2 separate regions of the Homo sapiens genome follow, and region 1 is linked to region 2. A link is a contact called in ENCODE Hi-C or POLR2A ChIA-PET data. All regions are on one chromosome and are shown on one strand. The core of a region is the stretch at or near the end of the contact, and the rest is flanking DNA. Distances in the headings are between cores, read along the strand shown. Region 1 overlaps LOC107985688 (a long non-coding RNA gene). Region 2 holds the start of NLGN3 (neuroligin 3).

What was found. A loop is a pair of places that touch in the nucleus more often than their neighbours do. ChIA-PET counts read pairs that join two places held with the same protein, here RNA polymerase II (POLR2A). Pooled maps may share reads with other maps.
Region 1: a loop to region 2 is called in a map of prostate gland, with 7 times the contacts of the local background. The contact joins the enhancer-like site here to the promoter of NLGN3 in region 2. A Hi-C loop is called at or near these places in 5 of 168 maps with a recorded cell type or tissue (CD4-positive, alpha-beta T cell, K562, dorsolateral prefrontal cortex and 2 more) and 14 of 50 pooled maps. POLR2A ChIA-PET finds 5 or more read pairs at or near these places in 9 of 52 experiments (AG04449, CD4-positive, alpha-beta T cell, H1 and 4 more).

Annotation. Positions count from the first base shown.
Region 1 is chrX:71,177,864-71,184,555 of GRCh38, reverse strand. LOC107985688 (a long non-coding RNA gene) reads left to right here. Exons shown (of 2, transcript XR_001755878.2): 2 at 539-1,174. Among named protein-coding and RNA genes, the nearest start is that of NLGN3, 36 kb to the right of the region's middle. RefSeq lists enhancers at 2,084-2,173, 2,223-2,517, 2,574-2,623. Within about 2 kb of position 3,780, at least 10 of the 41 ENCODE cell types and tissues checked have a DNase peak (open chromatin) inside an H3K27ac peak, as active enhancers do; they include CD4-positive, alpha-beta T cell, where a contact is called at or near this core.
Region 2 is chrX:71,143,469-71,150,795 of GRCh38, reverse strand. It overlaps NLGN3 (neuroligin 3), which reads right to left and starts at 5,955. Exons shown (of 8, transcript NM_181303.2): 1 at 5,832-5,955; 2 at 2,590-3,246; 3 at 1,891-1,950. The coding sequence starts at 3,046. It overlaps LOC124905197 (a long non-coding RNA gene), which reads left to right. Exons shown (of 4, transcript XR_007068262.1): 3 at 421-513; 4 at 7,169-7,327. RefSeq lists enhancers at 2,216-2,762, 2,763-3,309 and a silencer at 4,884-5,139.

The DNA.
Region 1 (6,692 bases), core at 2,531-5,030, 36 kb before region 2:
AGATAACATGCTTAATATATACCTGGCACCTAAGTAAATATCCAAGAACTATTTTCTATCGTTATTGTTTTTATGTTTCCAGTATCTACGACAGAATTGGCACTCAACAAACGTGTGTTGAGAGGGGAGGAGGAAAAGAAATAACAATCACTGGTTATTCCATTTCCTGATCAAAGTCGATTCCATTTGCTAATCCCACTCCCACCTCGGGAGGCAAATACCTTATCTCCATTTGGTTCTGTCACTCAGCTATTTCTGCAATCCCATGTCCTCTAGGAATCCTTTGCAGTTGAGAGCCAATAGCTTTCCTGGTCCCAATCTGCCTAGATAAACAAAAAACTCTCACGATTGCCCACTCCCACTTTTCATCTCAGTTACATGCATTTATCCTGATTCCTTCCCCCTGAAATTGCACTGACCCCAGATGTGTGGCTGGTGTGAACATTTGTGGATTACACATTTTACACATGAACCTACTTCTCCCCACCCTGCATGTATGTGCTTTCTGCATTTTCTTTTTTTATTTTATTTTTTTAAGACAGGGTCTCACTGAGTGCAGCGGCACGATCTTGGCTCACTGCAACCTCCGCCTCCCAGGTCCAAGCGATTCTCCTGCCTCAGCCTCCTGAGTAGCTGGCATTACAGGTATGAACCATCATGCCCAGCTAATTTTTGTGATTTTAGTAGAGACAGGGTTTCACCATGTTGACCAGGCTGGTCTGGAACTCCTGACCTCAAGTGATCCGTCTGCCTCGGCCTCCTAAAGTGCTGGGATTACAGGCATGAGCCACCGTGCCTGGCCGCTTTCTGCATTTTTAGTGTCACTCAACCCTTGTTGTCTCTGATTGTCAAGGCAACGACTACGTGTAAAGTAATGTGGACAGAGTCTTGGACAGAGAAATGCCTCAGAAATGTTTTGTGATGAAGATGAAGGAGAGGCGCTGGAAGCAGAAACTGGGGAGGGGGTAGGATTCGTGTCTCCACTTACTCTCCACCCCAGCAGGGACAGAAAGCATGCCTCCTCTTTCCTGTTCATTGGCTACATTCCTCTCTGAGGCCAGAGGGGCAAGCTGGACAATGCAAATGAACTTTGGATGAGACTTAGCCAAGGGGCCTCCAAAGGGAGAGCAGCGGGGCTGCTTAGGAGGGAATAAAAAAATAAGGTGGTCACCTATTTCTTAGCACCTTCTTTGTTTTCCCAATCGGCAAACTCCTGTCCTCTCCTGGAGATCCAAGACCAAAATGCAAAAGCTCCCTCAGAATATGTGCCTGAGTCTGAGAGCACTTTGCAGACTGGGAGGCCCCTGAGTCTCTAGCCTTTGGTATGATACTCAGGCTCCGGGGAATTGATCCTGCACCCATTATTCACAAAGCCCTATACAAGGCAGTGTTAAACTTAGGTCAAACTGCAAGTTTTCAATCACATGCTTTAGCTGTGGGATAAAGAGACACAGCAGAGAAGTGGTGATGGTTGTGTGAGCATCAAAGAGCAAATGAGACTACAAGAAGCAGCCCAAAGGGGGCAAATTTAGCCAGTCTCTTGCCAACTTCTCACTATGGATGTTCTATTGGCTTCATTTGACCCTATCCAGGAAAGCTAGGATTTCTTGTGCAGGTGGAAGTCCATTCATTCGCCTATTTCAGGGGTCTGGGTCCAGAAGAGCTTGTTAGTTCAGTCTCAGCTCCCTACTTTTCTTACTCCCCCTTCCTTTCCCCCTCCTCCTATTAACGACTGAAGGTCTGTTTCCTCTTTAGGGCTGCAATTTTGCATTTGCAGCCCCCGGCAAAACTGTCATACGTGCCCACCGCAGGTGCCCACTGCAGATGCCCGAGACCCAGAGAAATGTTTGTAAACTTTCAACCCTGACTGTACTCCCCCGGACTCCTCCCTCAGTGGGGCCGGCTGTTGGGGCAAGGCAGCTGACCTTTGCTAGGGACTCAGAGCTGCGGGGGTTCTGGAATTGAACTGGAAATTGAGTGGCAAAAGCCCCGCTGTCGTTTCTCCTGCCCCTGCTCCCACCCCGATCTTGTGGACGAGAAAAAGCTCAAAGAACAGTGAGGGGTTAAGCTCCTTATAAGGAAATGAACCTCCTCTTTCCTGTACGGAAATTGTGCTTTTTGCTTCTATATGTTCAAAATACACTGTAAAAAAACGATCCTCGATAGGATTCACCAAATCCACTTCCCTAGGGCGAGGCGGCGGAGGTGGGGGGTGGGCGTCGAGTGGGAGCGAGGAGAGAGAGGACGGGAGGGGCGGGAATCAGGCGAGTGTGTGAAGAATTTGAGGGATGAGTCATCAAAAACAAACTGGGAAAGGGAGCGGAACTAGTAATCCGAGCTGGGAAGCAGACGAACATTCATTAGACGCAGATCGTGTCAATCACGTTTGCTCCGCAAATGACCTGAGAGCCTGCCGGGCCTCTCCGACCGGAAAAAGGGTTTTGGTGGGCGGTCTAAAGATTTTGAAATCGGAAAAGGCAGATTGCTAGCGAGCCGTCAGAGCAGCTTGCCGCAGCTCAGGCGGGCTCCGCAGAAAGATGGCGTTTGCTATCAAGGTCACATGGCCACTTTAGGGGACTAAAACGAAATACTAGCTGAGAACAACAGGAACTGCCAGCACAGGATCAGATTTTCAGAAGCAGTCTCAATTCTAAGTGTCTTTTTCTAATTAGAATCGTAAGCACATTTTTTTGTATTTGTCCGAACACATGTCCTAAGTCATCAAAACTATGTGAAGGGGTGGAGTTTCACTGGGGGTCTTCTCTTTCCGGGAGCCTGAAAAGGATGGGAGGAGGGTGGGGGAAACCCAAGGGCCAGGGTAACCGCAGAACCGGAAAGCAGCACGTGCCAGGACAGAAGGCACCCACTAGGGTCTCTGCACTGAGAGCAGTATGGGAAACCGATTCCACCAGGGACTGTGAAACTCACTAGATCTGTTAGGCTGGTGCAAAAGTAATGGCGGTTTTTGCCGTTAAAGGTAATTGCAAAAACCGCCATTACTTTTGCACCAACCTTCAGGTTCGGGTCTACGCAGCTTTGTCTAACCTCTGACCTCTCATGAGTTGGGAAAGGTTACCCTGGCAAAAAAGGATTTGCTTAGGTGCCCTATACATTGTACCAGATAACTTCCTCTATGATTTTTTTTTTTTTTTTTGAGATGGAGTTTTCACTCTTGTTGCCCAGGCTGGAGTGCAATGGCACGATCTCGGCTCCTTGCAACCTCCGCCTCCCGGGTTCAAGTGATTCTGCTGCCTCAGCCTTCGAAGTAGCTGGGATTACAGGTACCTGCCACCACATCTGGCTAATTTTTTGTACTTTTAGTGGAGATGGGGTTTCACCATGTTGGCCCAGCTGGTCTCGAACTCCTGACCTCAGGTGATCCACCTGCCTCAGCTTCCCAAAGTGCTTGGATTACAGGCGTGAGTCACTGCGCCTGGCCTCCTCTGTGGTTAAGCTTTATTTATTTATTTATTTATTTATTTATTTATTTATTTATTTATTTTGAGATGGAATTTCGCTCTGTCATCCAGGCTGGAGTGCAGTGGTTCAGCTCAGTGCAACTTCCACCTCCCGGGTTCAAGCTATTCTCCAGCCTCAGCCTCCCGAGTAGCTGGGGTTACAGGAGTGTGCCACCATGCCCAGCTAATTTTTGTATTTTAGTAGAGATGGGGTTTATTTTATTTTTATTTAGTAGAGGCAGGGTTTCACCATGTTGGCCAGGCTAGTCTCAAACTCCTGACCTTAGGTGATCTGCCCATCTCGGCCTCCGTAAGTCCTGGGATTACAGGTGTGAGCCATCAGGCCCGGCCAACTATGGTTAAACTTTAGTTGATACAAGATAAGAAATGTGAACACTGTAAGCCCATTTGTTTGTGTGTTCTCTTGTTACCTCTTTTGGTTACTTTCTTATTCATTAGTGTCCTAGCAAATGTTACTTTTCAAAAATTGCAGCCTTGTCTTAACTAAAAGATAAAAAGGAATTTGTTTACTTCTTAGCCGGTACAGTTAGAGGGCATGCACTCTGGCAGCCCTGTAATATAGGGACCAGGGAAGAACTGAGGCAAATAAAAGTAGTGATCCATGAATCGAAGCATTCAAATCTAGCTGATGGTTTCTTTCTTTTGCACTTCTGCCATTTTCATGCCCCTCACCTGCAATTGACAATCCAAACTGAGAGCTGGTCCAGGATTCTCCAGCACCCAGAAGAGCCTGAGTGGGCACAACAGAAACTCAGACTTTAAGGGTACCTAGGAATGGAAGTAGTAGCAGAAGGATTAACCTTTTCATTAGCTCAGTCTTGTCCTTGCTCAGCTCTGGCCATCCCAGTTCAAGCCATCCCCTCAAACTATGCTCTACTAATACTCCTTTATAAGTTATCATCAGACCACTCCAGTTTTTGTTTGTTTGTTTGTTGTTGTTGTTGTTGAGACAGAGTCTCAGGCTGTCGCCCAGGCTGGAGTGCAGTGGCGCGGTCTCGGTTCACTGCAACCTCCGCCTCCCAGGTTGAAGTGATTCTCCTGCCTTACCCTCCAGAGTAGCTGGGATTACAGGCACCCGCCACCATACCTAGCTAATTTTTGTATTTTTTGTAGAGACGGGTTTTCACCACGTTGGCCAGGCTGGTCTCAAAAATTCCTGACCTCAAGTGATCCGCCCACCTCGGCCTCCCAAAGTGCTGGGATTACAGGTGTGAGCCACCGCACCCAGCCTCAGTGTCAGTTTTATTGATCCTTTTGAATCTATTTAGGAATGGGGCTTGAGGGAAAAGGGGGCCACCATCTGTTCTGTTATCTGAGGCACCGTTTCTCCCTCCCCTAACCTTTAAGAGGGGCTGTAGGAATTCTAAGTGTAGTTTCAATAAACAGGTTTCTTATGGAGGAGCTATTCTAGCTCAGTCGTTCTAGAATAGTATAGCCCACTCAGGAAGAAACAACATTTAAACTTGAGCTCAGGGGGAACAAGACTCATTTACTGCTCCTCCCTTGGCCACCCTAGACAATCATGACAATTTCTCTTGGTCACGTCTGAGAGAGAGGTGTTGTAATAATCTTTTGTGGATACTCAAGTCATCATAAGAGAATGTGTGGGGGTAGAGAGAGAGGGACATGGCAAACCCAGTCCTGTAGTATTCTGGGGAAAGTACTCTGGGGGAAGATACTCTATTTACCCCAGGGGTACTCTAGGGAAAAATATAAACTTTGGTAACATAGGAAAGGATGGCTATGAGGCCTGGTTCAGGACTTTCCCTTTCCTCCTCTTCTTTTCCATTTACACAGACCCCAGAGTGCCTCTGAATGGCTGGTTCTATCCTACTGGAAGGAAGATAGCCCCATCCCTAGATGCTGGGAAGCAGTTCAATGCTCTTGATTTAGGAAGGAGGGGGAAGGCGGCTTCTACACAAGGGCGCTATATTCTGTCTCGGACACCAGGTGGCACCAAATCATAACCATAGGTCCGAAGAAACCATCAGGAAATGGACCTTGAGAGCCCTTGAACTATTTTCCTCTCCCTCCCCACTCCCCACATGAAATTGAAGAATATGAAGCCTTTCAGATATGGCAGATGACCCTCCTTCAATGAAAACTCTTGAATTCTTAAGCCAGAGCCACTTCCAGCTGAAGATTTTTAGGATTTATTATTATTATTTTTTGAGAAGGAGTTTCACTCTTGTGGCCCAGGCTGGAGTGCAATGGCGTGATCTTGGCTCACTGCAACCTCTGCCTCTGGGTTCAAGCGATTCTCCTGCCTCAGCCTCCTGAGTAGCTAGGATTACAGGTGCCCGCCACCACACCCAGCTAATTTTTGTATTTTTAGTAGAGACAGGGTTTCACCACGTTGGCCAGGCTGGTCTAGAACTCCTGACCTCAGGTGATCCACCCGCCTTGGCCTCCCAAAGTGCTGGGATTACAGGTGTGAGCCACCGCGCCTGGCCGATTTTTAGGATTTAAATGTGGCATTAGTCCCTGTTCTTCCCAGAGACCTATTTTTCAGCTTCAGAAAAGGAAAAAGGTGATTTTCCTAGAACCTTTCTGGATGCCACCACCCTCCAGAAGAGTTGTTTTTCTCCAAGGAGGTCAGTTGAACAACAGACATGAGACCTCAGAGGCTCTGCTTAAATTCTAGTCCTCCTTCTGAAGGACTGAATGCTCTACCCTGGGCATGCTGAAAATGACCGTGTCTAAAAAAGTTGTGATGTGGCTGACCAGCCTCATTACTTCTTACAATCAAACAGGCCTGCTTCCAGCACCGCAGACGCGTTCCATAAATACCCATCCCTAGACTCCTCCACCTGGAATGCTGTCCTCTCTCAGCCGTGTCCATCTGTCAGATCCATCCCATTTGTCAGGGTACAGATCAAACTCTTTGAAGCCTCTCTTTTGGTTCCCCCCAGTCTGAAGGGCCTGCTCCCTCTTCTGAATTACTGTAATAACTTGGGCCATTTTGCCCTGTTATACTTTATACCACGGCTATTTGTGAACATATCTCTGCTACAGAACTGTGAGCTCCCTGAAGGCAAAGACTATGTCGTATTTATCTTTTTATAGCCTATACTGAGGAACACAGTAGGCACTCAGTCATAATAATAATATCTGACATTTGTATAATGCTTACAGTTTCCGAAGCACATTCACATACATCTTCTCATTTAATCCTTACAACAACTCTGTGAGGTAGGTGTAATCGTCCTGTCC
Region 2 (7,327 bases), core at 4,706-7,205:
CGATCATTCTTCCTAAGAAATGGTTAATGTGAATGCCATCTCTCCTTCAGGTTTTTTTCTTTTCTTTTCTTTCTTTTTTTTTTTTTTTTTTTTTGAGATGGAGTCTCGCTCTGTCGCCCAGGCTGGAGTGCAGTGGCACGATCTCGGCTCACTGCAAGCTCTGCCTCCTGGGTTCATGCCATTCTCCTGCCTCAACCTCCCGAGTAGCCGGAACTACAGGCACCCGCCACCACGCCCAGCTAATTTTTTGTATTTTTTAGTAGAGACGGGGTTTTGCCGTATTAGCCAGGATGGTCTCGATCTCCTGACCTCGTGATCCACCTGCCTCGGCCTCCCAAAGTGCTGGGATTACAGGCGTGAGCCACCACGCCCGGCCTCTCCTGCAGGTTTAAGAGACCTTCCTCCTGAATTCATTTACAGGCTAATGGAATGCTAAGGCCAGAACTGTACCCTACCAACCTCAGATGTGGAAACAGAGGTTCTTGAAGGACAAGACTTGCCTAAGGTCTCACTGTGAGTTGGCAGCAGAGCTGGGACTCAGGCCTTGTGCTTCCCAGACCTGTACTCTTTCTGCAGCACCATGATGCTTCTGAATTACACAAAAAACATCAATTGCCTATGGTGTGTGAGGTCCTGGGTGGGGTATGGGGCTGTGGTGAAATACTATCCCTACAGCAGCGGGTCTCATTCCATGCTCGGGTGTGCATTAGAAGCGCTCAGGGCTCATGTTCAACATATAGATTTCCAGGCTCTGCCCCCAGAAATTCTTATTCAGTAAGGAGCACCCCATCCCAGAAATCCTGGCAACCCCATTCTGAGAAACTCTGCCCTAGGACATCAAAGGAAAACAAACTCCCAGCTTGCCAGAGGGTTGTAGGGATCAAGCTGTGATTTTTCCACCTGTTCCTTAGGCTGTTACTGTTCCAATTCTCCCCAGCCCAGCCACATCTCACCATTTTTTTTGAGTTGGGGAGATGGGAATGAGCAGATGGGAGTTGCTTCTGTGTGCTACAGTGGAAAGAACACGCCCTGAAGGTCAAGAGACCCAGGTTTTGGTCCCAGCTCTGCCACAGACCAGCGACAGGGGCCTTGAGCAGCAGCAAGTCACTCCCCTGGGCCTGTTTCCTCATCTGTAAAATTGGGATACTGATTCCTGCCTTAGACGCTTCCAGAGATACAGGGAGGATTCTCTAAGGTAAATGCCAAGGCACTTTACAGAAAACATGAAGTGATATTCCAACAGGAAGAATTATTATACAGGGGGAGAAACTCCTCTCAGCATGAGGGTAAATTTAAAATTCAGGATCTTTTGCCTCCTTTAAAGTCCATAGTTCCCAGAGACCCCCAAGTTCTGCCACCAGAGCAGCCTGGGTCTATCAGCTACACTCTGGCCAGAGGTAGTGGGGTGGGAGACAGAGGTGTGTATGGCAGGAGTTACTAAACCTGTGTACACGTTTGGTCTAAGCTTCAGGGTGGGAAAATTGAGTCTAGACTTTCAATCCAGGAGAAAGAACACAGAAGGGATGGTCTTCTGGCTCCACCCACTAGGAAAAGGGTGGAGCCTCTGGCTCCATCTTGGCTTCCTAGAGTTTCTCCTGAGGTGTCACCGAGAGAGCCACTGGCTCTGCCTTTGGCACACACTTTAGGGTGGAATTTGGGGCTGGGAAGATTGGAAGAAATAGGGTTGCTGCTTCTGCTCTGAGCCTGCCTTAGGCCACCAAATCCTCCCTGCAAGGCAGCCAGGGCCCTCAGATGAGGTGGCGCTTATGCCTGCTTACTGCCCCCTGAGCCTGGGCTACTTGGAGGAAGGCTGGGTCCTGGGGGCAAGGGCAGGTGGGCAGGCAGCCCTCCCTCTCTCTCTCTCTCCCTCCCCGCCGGCTCGCTACCTACCTCCTTTCCTACAAATTTTCTTGTTGGGCTTTCGGGCGCATTCCTTGGAAATCCGCTTTACTGTAAAATGAATAAAAAACTAAAAAATAACAGGAGGCCTCTGCCCAGGGGCATGCACCCCCCACCCCCCAGGCCCCAAGAGCTGAGCTGCTCTGCAGGCGGCACATGGCAGAGAGCCTGTCCCACCATCTCCTTGTTTCTGTCACTTACCTTAGTGTGACCCCCGCGGGAGGAGGCATCAGCTAGTGAAAGAGGAGGCACCTAAGCATCACCCACCAGGCTTGCTGCCCCACCCCCCACACACCCAGTGCCCTTGGCCACACACACCTACCACCTTTCGAAGCAGGTGGAATGGCAACAGGGGGGCCTGGTGGAGCCAGCATCCTCCCGCGGGTAGCTGCCAGCCGTGACCCATACTCCCCCAGGGGACCCCCATCCAGCACTGGACCGAGACCCGTCAGAGCTCTCAGGCCGGGCCAGGCCCCTCCTGGCAACAGTGTCACTCACACATGGGAGCTCGGACAATGCTGGGAGAGGGAAGAACAGGGAGGGGGGTGGGAGGCCAAGCAGAGTGATGGTTAGAAGCATTTTCACAGACAGACAGATGCATGCTGCAGGGCACACAACCACATGCAAGCCACAAACACAGCAGGGCAGGCGGGAGGCAGGGAGGGCACAGTGCCTGGCCGCAGCACTCACCATCCTCCGTCGGCACATAGACGTTCAGGTAGAGACAGTCTTCGTTGGGCTCCTGGATGTAAGTAGCGACGATATCCAAGTTGGCAGTGAACCAGACCGGCAGCATGACTTCGGGCACAGCTGTGTGGATGTTCTGGGGGCACACTGGGGGAAAGTGTGTGGCGTTCCGGATGCCCGACCAGGATGGGGGTGGTTCAGGGGGCAGGAAACGTTTCTCGCCGATCGGGGGAGCTGCGTAGGGCACCCCCAGGTATTGGTCCACAGGCCCCAGGATCTCACTGGGCAGTGGTACTCGGGCACCCCTTAGCTTCCCAAAGTGAGTGTTGACTGTGGGTGCTGGGGCCTGGGTACTGGCCCTCAGCGCCAAACTGAGGAACCACAGGGTGAGGCACAGGCTCCTGCCAACCGTGGGCTTGGGGCTCAGGGACAGCGAGGGCGGGCCAAGCCGCAGCCACATGTTCCGGGCAGGGGGACTGGCAGGAGAGGCAGACTCCAGGGTCACAGCATCAGCCCAATAGGCAGCCCCTTCATGGCCACACTGACTTGAACCTCAAAACTGAGCTCTCGAGGGACACCTACAGGTGCCCAGCAATGTAGAGAGCAGGTCGTCCAAGCACCACAGCTTCAGAAAGGGGACTCCCTCAGGGCCAGACAGGCCTGTGGAAAGAGGGAAGTATGCGTCATCCAAGATGGTCTGGGAGGGCAACAGAGTTGGTCTTTGGGGGCCCTGCTGGGCTTGGGCTATTCTCTTATAGGTAGGAGAGGTTTCACATGCCCAGGGGCCCAGGGACTGTGATCCCACAGATGATCCACTGCCAATCAGAACCATTCTATGTGCCTGGCCATGGCTGGAAAATCCAAGGGGTTTGACAGTGACAGTTGTTGCCACTGCAAGTTCCCGGTGCCCAACTTCAATTCTACAGCCAAAGGGGTTCATCAGGGTCGGCTGGAGCCAGAATAGCATGTGACAGCCAGGGGGTGGGGAGAAACAAAAATGGAGCTCAGGTCCCTGGGCATGCTGCTTGAACAGAGCTGTGTAGCCCTTGGGACCTGGTAAGCCCACACAGGGACCTCCACTTCAGGACAGGGTGGGATTGTCAACCTCACTCCGGGACACTAAGACACAAGAACAGAAAGCAGCAAATCGGCAGAGTCCCACAGAGAGACTCCCTCACCCTCAGGCAGGGCAGAGGGCGGGACAGCCATTCACGGGAGTCCTCCTCGGACCCTCCTGCGCCCCTCCTGTACATTTCTCCTCAGCCCTCACTGCTCCCAAATCCTTAAGCCTTGGTCCTTTCGGTTGGCTCTCTCTTAATTCACACCGAATTCCAGAAGTGAGGCAGAAAGAGTTCTGCCTAGCACCCTAGGCATTGTGGATGCTCTTCCGGTGTATTATAAAATAAACAACGGAGCATGGGGAACACATATTCAGAGACTCATAGAAATAAACTCACAAAGACTCAAAGAGGGAATGAGAGAGACCAAGCCAGGATCACAGACACTGCGATATTCACTCACAGAGACATATATTCCAAACCCACAGAGATCCCCTCATATAGTCCCACATTCTGAGACAGAGCACCTCACACAGCCAGAGCCTCACAGAATGATACATTCAGAGACACACATAGAGACTTACTGAAATATAATCACACATACCCGCATAGGTAAATATCCAGACACATGCAGCATAATGGTGACACATAGGTGGAGACAGAAACAGAAATAGCAACACACTCAGACACATAGGCCTTCTGACACAGTTACACAGTCAACACATAGACACAGGCACACACAGATACTCCCGCATGCTCCCGCACACACACGCACACACACGCACACCCACGCCACATGCACATTTAGTTTTCCTCCATTTCTCCCGCCTTCCCAGATTGCAGGCCTGCTCCTTTAAGAACTGGCTGAAGGGGTGGGGGAGGGAGATTGGGAACGCCCGGCAATCAGCCACCACGAGAGGGGAATGAGAATGTGTGTGTGTGTGTGTGTGTGTGTGTGTGTGTGTGTGTGTGTGTGTGTCTGTGTGTGTGTGTGTGTGAGAGAGAGAGAGAGAGAGAGAGAGAGAGAAGAAAAAGGAAGAGGAGGGAGGGCGGGTAAAGTGGCTAAAGGGGTGGGGGCTCAGAGGAAATGAGGAAATGGGGAGCAAAGTATGGGGGGTAAGATCCCAGACACTGCCCAGAATGCACCCGGGTGTGGGGAGGAGGGGAAGGGGAAGGAAGGGGTAGGAGTAGGGAGGTGGGGCAGGAGGGAGTGGGTGGGTGTGTGTATTGGGGGGGGCATAGTCCGCAGCTGAGTTCACACAATCCCCCCATTCACCGTCTCCATGGCAACTCCAGGGCACAGACCGCTCATTCACACAGCTTCCCCACCAGCAACCCCCCCACATTAACCCCCTCGGTGCTGCCCCCAACCCACAAATTCCATTAACCCTTTCGGGATGCCCTCCTCTCCAGTAACCCTTCGGCGCCAAATGCCAAATTCTCCTTTGAGTCAATTCCCTGCAGCCCCTCCCCCGTGAACACCTAGACAATCGGACCGACCCCCAAACGCCCTCTGTACCCTAGGACCCACTGTGAATCCCCAAGGCCAAGATCTCCATCCTGGTCCAACTTGCAATTTGGGAGAAGACAAGGGGAGGCAGCAATGCCGGGGATGAGAATGGCATCTCGGGGTACTTTTGGGGCTGCAGCGGTGCTGGGCGCGGGGCATTGTGCAGGAATGGACCAATATTGAGAACTGCAGTATTGGGGGCTACGAGGGCTTGGAATGGATTGGGGGATGGAGTTGCACTGGAATGGGGGAGGATAGGATAAAGGCCTCCATTGGGTGGGGGGGCTGCAGATAGTGGGGGAGGGAGCCTGGCTATGAGATGCTATGATGGAAGGGGGATGGGGCTGCACTGCAGGGGAGGGGGGACTGGCAATGTGCAATCCCGGGATGGGGCTGGGGGCCCTCAATAGGGGTATTTTGATGAGCATGCGGGATGGGCTGTGGAAATAGAGGGACCATGGGCGGGAGGATGTTAGGGATGCGGGATTTAGGGAGGAGGTAGAAGGGAGAACAGAAGCGGGGGAGGATCGGGGGTCAGGGGTACCGATGGAGAACATGGGGTTGAGAGGGATGGGGGCCACTGGCTGGGGAGTGGAGGAGCCTGGGATTGGGAGGGGTTAGGATGGGGGCAAGGTATGGGCAGCTAGAGGATGAGAGACCGGGGCAGGCGGCCTCACCTGTTCCCCGGGCTGCTGCAAGCGACTGAACCGGGCCACGGACCACCCATATCGCCTCCAGGCCAAGGGCTCCGCACCCGAATCCCCGAGATCAGCTCTCCGGCAGCCTGGCTGCTGTGCCCGCGCACCGAGGGGGCGCGCTGCGCGTTCCCGGACACGGGGGGGCGCGGTCCCTGCCATTAACTCCTTTTGTGCCAGAGATGGCTCAAGTCCTGGGGCATGGCCCAATTCCCCCCATGCTCAGGCACGTTCCGCTCCCTCTCTCTCACGCGGGCGCGCACACACACCTCAGATTGCAAGCTATCAGACAGGTGATCTTCCAGGGCAGCTAGCCCAAACTTTACCCGCAAAGCTTGAGACTTTGTCCCAAAGGGAGAAACTGAGGCACTGCCTGCAGGAACCCTCAGTCATACTACACAAAAACACACCTCCACCTCAATCAGCATCCCTTATTTCTCAGCGCCAGCACTACCCAAGCAGCAACCAGTGGGGCCACTCTGCTCTCATCCTGTCACTCTCCCAAAGGTCAATGCTGTTCCCTTCTGCTGCTTCTGCTGGGGCATGTCAGACTGTCAGCATGCCAGTTGTCTGACCATTTCAGTCTCTCCCCTCCAGGTTCAGTGTCTTTGTGTCTTGTGTTTTTGTATGTGGCGCACCTGCCATTTGTTTAGCAACCCCCAAGCCCCTCTGAATGTCCCTCATCCCAGCCAAGCCTGTACTCCTGTGGCTCCTCAGAATGTTTATGTCAGGATAGAATAAGTGAGAAGAAAGCTTCAGTCATGTTTGCCTTTACACTGTTGGGGAGTTCCATTCCTTGTGCACGCAACTCTTAAACTTGGTAAGTCCCATATAAGCAAGGGCTTCGTGGGCCTCAAAGAGGGCTATTTTATTTTTTATAACTTGGGTACTGATTGGTGCTCCTGGTTTTGCCAGCACACTAGACACTTCCCAGTAATAGGGTGCAACTATGGCTTGCATGTTATCCTTAAGTTGTCAAATCATCCTGTACCACCCACTCACAAGGCTGAGGCTGATCCTCTTCCAGCCCTAGCTAGGCAGGGCAGAAGACTCCAAGACTCCATTGTAGTAAACCAGTTGGCTCTCCTGGACAGCCTTGGATCTAGAACTCAAACTGGAAAGCAAGAGGGCGAGAATGGCCCTGCCGCAGCTCCAAATGTGACTCTGGGGCAACAGTTTTGAGTTTTCTCTACTGTAAAATGGGAGCGAGCAAGTCATCCTGGGTAACTGCCAAGGTGGGTCACGTGAGAACAGGCAGTTCTGGCAGTAGGGCAGAGAGAGAAAGGGTGCTTATTTTTACTGGTCTCTCTTCCTCCTAGAACCAAACGGTCCTTCCACGACCTATTCTATGATGGCACATGCCAATGGAGGGCAATTTTTCATCCAGGAATGTGACTCTCAGGGAAGTTCTCTGTCCTATGAAAGGTATGCCACTTGGTGCATGATGGGGACCACACAAGATGACAAGAAGGGTAGGC